Linked DNA regions of Mus musculus: region 2 is linked to region 1. The links are chromatin loops, found by intact Hi-C in ENCODE. Cell type or tissue: gastrocnemius. All regions are shown on one strand. Links, peaks and the distances in the headings refer to the core of each region. The heading gives the core; the rest is flanking DNA. Region 1 has its middle 3.6 kb from the start of Gm34152. Region 2 has its middle 3.2 kb from the start of Cacnb3.

Region 1 (2,899 bases), core at 112-2,611:
TGGTTGTGAGCCACCATGTGGTTGCTGGGATTTGAACTTCGGAACTTCGGAAGAGCAGTCGGGTGCTCTCACCCACTGAGCCATCTCACCAGCCCTAAAATTGGATTTTTTTAGATGGCTTACAGATTATGATCCAGCTAGTCCAATAATGTCTGTCTTCCAATGGAAGTTCAAGAATCCAGTCACTGTTTAGCCCATTAGGCTGGGTGTCTTAGCTGGTCTTTAGTAGAGGCCAGAATGCCAAAGACGTAGGCTCTAATGCCAGCCTAATAGCAGCGAATGGACTTAACAGTGAAGGCAAGGGCAAACAGAAAAAGATGAAAGCCCCCTTTTTCCCAGTCCCTTATATAGGCTACCACTAGAAGGTGTGACGCATGTGAAAGGTGGATCTTCAAATCTCAAAAGGTCTGGATTTAAAGTGCCTCTCTGGGACCCGGAGAGATGGCTCAGAGGTTGAGAGCACTGAATGCTCTTCCAGAGATCCTGAGTTCAATTCCTAGCAGCCACATGGTGGCTCAAAACCACCTGTAATGAGATCTGATGCCCCCTTCTGGTGTGTCTGAAGACAGCTACAGTGTACTCACATAAATAAATCTTTTTAAAATAAAAATAAAAAGGAGATAGGACACTTCCCCCTCAAAAACGGTTAGGAATCATCATGCAATCTATAAATATTTGTTCTGATTGTATCTGTGATAGTTGTATACTCAATAAACACACACCGAATGAATGGCTAAGCCTCCCCCTCATTAGGATTTTTTTCAATGGGGGGGAAAAAACAGCAACACTCAAAAAAAAAAAAAAAATCTCGAGAGAAGACTGTGGGAAATTAAGCGTTGATTACTTCAGCCGCCTATCCTGTGACTTTAAGCTCAGCGGAGCCCACCGCTTAAGACCCACACTTCAGGGGCTCTCAACCTTTGCCAGCACCCATCTCCTGTCCTGAAATCCACCGACTGCGCCTTTGCAGCATAACAGCTGAAAAGAACCTGAAGCCAGGGGAGCGAGCCCAGGGCGCCTGGCACGGCTTCTGTGAGGGAGACACTGCCCCCTGCCGGCCGCTCGGCTCGCTCATCCCGGGGAGAGCCAGGCAGTTCAAGCGCGCACCCGTGGGATGCCAGGCAGAGGGGGTGTGGACCGGACGAAACCCCGCACTGGACAGGCTTCCCGCCAGCGACCTGGCTTGAGTCTGGGGAGGCTGTGCTTGCTTCCCTGGGTTCGAGTCTCCCAGGTTAGCGGGGCAGGGGCGAGGCGGCTGTGGAGGTGCTGAAGGAGCTCCAGGGAGGTCCGGTCTCTCAGACTTGGTTTTCTCAAGGGCCCTGCTGCGACACCTTTCCATTCTGAGACAATTCTCTCCAGCGCCTACACTTGGCGAGCGGTGTACCAGCCTCCCCATCACCATGGAAACAGGAGCCTCTGCATCCATCCTAGAGCAGATTCGCGAAGCTATGGGAAGAATCTGGATTTGGGAAAGAGATGAAAAACGCAGAGGGAGGGTCATTAATATTACCGTGGAGCGTGTGCCTTGTGAAGGTGTTGAGAAGACGTTAATGCGTCCTCTCAGACCATCCAAACTGACCACCTTCTCCTGACATAACCTCTAAGCGTCGCTTTCCTCATTTGTTAAATAAAAATAATAGCAGCACTTACTTCACAAGGCTATGGTACGAATCTTGTTAGGTAACGCACACATAACACTTAAGTCAGCCCTTAGCACGTAAGGAATGCTCAAAGATACGGTTATTGGATATGTTTCTGCATACTTATTATTTAGGTATTTATTCTTCCTGCTGCTAAATCGCTAGTCCCTTGATAATAATGCCTTTTGGGCCAGGCATGGTGGTACACAACTGTAATCCCAGCACTTCAGAGGTGGAGGCAGGAGGATCAGGATGTTCCAGGTTAGCCTTAGCTACATAACATGTTCAAAGCCAACCTGGAAATGAAACCTCCATCTTAGGAGGAGGAGGAGGAGGAGGAGGAGGAGGAGGAGGAAGAGGAGGAGGAGGAGGAGGAAGAGGAGGAAGAGGAGGAGGAAGAAAAATAGAAAAATCATAAAATTTCCTGTTTGGTCTCTTCTCTCTGTCTTGTCTCTCTCATGTGTCTTTGTCTCTCTCTTGTGTGTCTCTGTCTCTCTCTTGTGTGTCTCTCTGTCTCTGTCTGTCTGTCTGTGTGTGTGTTTCTCTCTGTTTCTGTCTGTCACTGTCTCTCTGTCTCTCTCTGTCTCTGCCTCTGTGTCAGTCTTTGTCTGTCTCTGTCTGTCTATCTGTCTCCCTCTCTCTCTGTCTGCCTCTGTCTGCCTCTGTGTCTCTCTCTGTCTGCCCCTCTCTATTTGTCTCTCTGTCTGCCTCTGAGTCTCTGTCTGTCTGTCTCTGTCTCTCTGTGTGCTTTGTACAAGCATGAGTATGTAGATCAGCTTGTATAATCATTCCCAGAAATAGAGACCAGGACACATACTGGGCATCTTCCTCTACTGTTCTGTTCTTCTTGCCTTAGGACAGGATCGCTTGTGAACTGGAAGTTCACCATGTTGGCTAGAATAGCTGGCCCACAAGATTTCAGGATCTACCTGGCTTCACCCACAAAACTGGGGTTACAGATACAACACAACCATGACAGCCTTTTTACTTGTGTGTACTAGATTCAAATTCTGGTACTCATGCCTGCAGAGCAGGGGATTTCACCACTGAGCCGTCTCCCTGGCCCTCTGTCTGCTTTTCATCATGGCTATTCCTTGGATTCCCAAATTCTAGCCATGCTTGCCCTGGCACCGTAGGCTGCCACCCCATTTCTCTGAACACTGCGCTCTCCATACAGAGTGTCCTGTGGTTTGCTGTGGACTCTAACCCAGGTCTCTCTCCCCTCTTTGTCTCCATTACCTTCCTCCTTCCAGAAGCTG
Region 2 (2,899 bases), core at 294-2,793, 68 kb before region 1:
CTAGGGTTTGGTGCGTCTGCACCAGCCAAGCTGAGGCAGGGCCCCCAAAAAGGTATCCAATAGGGGCCTCTCTTAAGTAACCTGACCAGAGAACTGAAAGACCTTAAGTGGAGAGGCGGAGAGTATGTGACCTGCCAATCACCTCACTGGGAGGAGGGCCTTTGGCCAGGAGTCCCCGGGCCCAGGTCTGCTACCTACCTGGTATTCAGACCAGGTCTGGCAGACAGCTTGCCTGCAAATGATCAAACAGGCGTGGGCTTACCCTTTGCATCTCAGATTCCCTCTGATAAACTCGGAGAACCGATATTTAGGTTTTAAAGGGGTAGAGATGGCTTCAGGGGTGTAGGCTCCGGCAGAGGGAGGAGGGAAGCCAGGGACAATCGCTTCTCCTGTGAAAACTGAAGCGCCCCAAGGCCCAGAGGAGCTAGTCCATTAGCTGTGGTCAGCGGGGGAGGCAAGGAGGGAGGGGGAGGGGGGGTGATATATCTCTCCCTCCAGGTCTTGTTGCCGAGGCAAAACTTTAGCTCCCTCCATGACAACCCCCAACAAGACAAAAGGAAAAGAATGAATATCCTACCCACCCTGCTACCTCGTCCCCAAGCCTGTGTCTCTTCTCCAGGGTTGAAGCTGAGTGTGTAGGGGTGGCAGAAAAGAAACCATATCTGTGGCAGGAACAGACCACAGAGGAAGGGGGGGCAGCAGTGCCCTCCCAGGCACTTTCCAGGTTAAAACCAGCCCAAGAGGAACCTGGAATGGAGCGTTCTGAGAATGGATGCTCTTCCACCTTAGCTCTCTCTGGAATGGGACCAGTGGAAAGTCAGCAGAGTAGAGACAGTCTCCGGAGATCTTCAGGGAACAGGGAGGTGGAGGGGAGGGGTCCCGAGCCCCCTCCACCCGGAAAAAGTAAGCTCGAAGAAGGGCTGAGAAAGGGAGTTTTTCTGTTGGGAAACCCCGAGGTGAAGTTGGAGGCTCCCCCAGGTCATTAGATCTCTCAGTTCTGTCTCCATGAGGGGGTCTGCTCCCATCTGCCCCAGGCCCAGGAGCAGCCACTGTCTTAAGAATAGGGAAGGGGCCGGTTCCGTATGGAAGAACCAATGAGAGGTTAGTCCGCTTAGAAGGATGTAGTGAGCGAGTGGACTGGGATTACACCCTCGCTCCCCCCTCCCACGCCAGAACTTGGGCTTGTCCGCTTTGACGTGCCCGCCGGAGGGGACGAGAAGGGGTACTGACCCGAGAAGCGGTCCTGCGACTTTGTGCTCTCTGCTGCCCAGACTGAGCTGGGATGCTGCCTGGCTTGCCCGGGCTCGCCCTGAGACCAGGATGGAGGTAAGAGCGGTCTAGGGCTCTGGAGGGGACAAGAGTGTCTCTAAAGAACCCCACATGGGTGGGGACAGAGTGCGACCTGGGGTTCTCTCCTGGGGCTCTTGGGGGTGGGGTGGGGAGGAGGTTTCAGCAGGGTCTAGATCCAGGCTGCATCCTCCCCGGCAGCGCCTCCTGCTGGCAGGAGTCAGCATGTGCGGCCGATGCAGCCACCTGGAGGGTGGGTGCGGACACCCAGCCATCGAACCTAGGGGGCGCTACAGCGGGTAGGGAAAGCGGCAGCCTCACCTCGCTTTGACCTTCCCTTTGGCGGAGCTGAGACCTGCAGTACCCTAGCTGACCCAGGAGGCGTTCGTGCTGGGCTGTCTCCTAAAGGATTCTGCAGAAGCCTGGTCGGGACCAGGACAGGGTGGATGGTCGTGGCTTCCCCAGAAGTCAGAGGGGCGTCTTGAGGCTTGGTCAAACGGACTGAACACCTAACTCTTCCTTCTCGGTCTGTTACCCGGCTGAGGTGGGACTCAGTACGGTGTTTCTTCTTAGGGCGCTGGGGGTGGGACACTAGACGTATCAAGCTGGGGGTCTGGGGGGAGCCAAACCCAACCTCTCCCTAGAGCCTGCCTTTGAACCTTTCCCGCCCTCAGCCTGCGATGGCAGAGCTCCACAGACCCTGTCTTTTCTGGAGATCTGAGGGAGGGGGAGAGAAGGGGTAAGGCTGGGTGGGAAAGAGGGGTGGGGATTGGAAGGACAGTGAGAGACACCAGATGAATAGGGAACTGGGGAGGTAGCAAGGCAAGACTGAAGTGGAGACACACTAGACTGAAAGACGAGGGAAGTGCGGGAGAAACAGAAGGAGGAGGCTAGAAAGGAAGGGAGGAGGGAGGAGGAGGGAAAGGGGTGGAACCAGGAGCGAGGAGAGGGAGCAGGCGGCTGGAGCTGGGCGGGCGTGGGGCGAGGCCAGGCGTGCAGGCTGGAGCGGTGTGCAGAGAGACGCGGCTGGGTCCCGCTCCCGCCTCGGAGCCCCTGGCCCGGGGGAGGGAGAGAGGCCGCTAACCCGGTCTATGTCTTTTTCTGACTCCAGTGCAACCTTCCTGCTGAACGAGGTAACCTCCGGGGCCCCCTCCCAAGAAGGGTGGGAGAAAAGCTCCCGCATTTGGGGGAAACTGCAGCATGGGGCGGGAGCGAAAACAGGAGTTGAGAGCTCTGGATAATAGAGGAAGGGAAGGCTGGAACTGGCGCCTCCTGCAAAACATGCAGAGAGGTCTGACTGGGGAGCTGAGGAAGGGGCGCTATTGAAAGGAGGGCCGTGCCAGGCTCCCTCAGTGACCCTCTCTGAGTTCCCGGGGAGGGGGCAACCTAATAGCTGGAATGTGAGGGGCCTCCACCTGGAGTAGAACTCCCAGTTCCTGCCTCAGTTTCCCCACTTGCTGCCCAGTTAGTTTTCTAGAGGTTCTCCGCTTCCACACCTGGTCTTTTAAGGCTTTCCTCTTTGATCTTGCTTCCACAGCTGGATTAGCAGGAGAACTGGCATAGGCAGGTGTGGCTCTAGTGAGAAAGGAAGTGGACATTCTGTGGCAGCTCA

The links. Peaks named below come from ENCODE experiments on the same cell type or tissue, not always from the same donor. Only the 100,000 strongest peaks of a DNase experiment are listed, where the experiment ranks them.
Region 2: a loop joins it to region 1, with 7 times the contacts of the local background. A loop is called at or near these places in 4 of 42 quality-filtered maps.

The regions. Positions count from the first base shown.
Region 1 is chr15:98,698,544-98,701,442 of GRCm38, forward strand. No RefSeq gene overlaps it. Among named protein-coding and RNA genes, the nearest start is that of Gm34152, 3.6 kb to the left of the region's middle. In gastrocnemius, for the core only: no CTCF peak of the experiment used is centred there; a DNase peak (open chromatin) is centred at 1,078; H3K4me3 peaks cover 591 bases.
Region 2 is chr15:98,630,101-98,632,999 of GRCm38, forward strand. It overlaps a transcript of Cacnb3 not described here. Among named protein-coding and RNA genes, the nearest start is that of Cacnb3, 3.2 kb to the right of the region's middle. In gastrocnemius, for the core only: no CTCF peak of the experiment used is centred there; DNase peaks (open chromatin) are centred at 1,541 and 2,270; H3K4me3 peaks cover 1,295 bases; H3K27ac peaks cover 696 bases.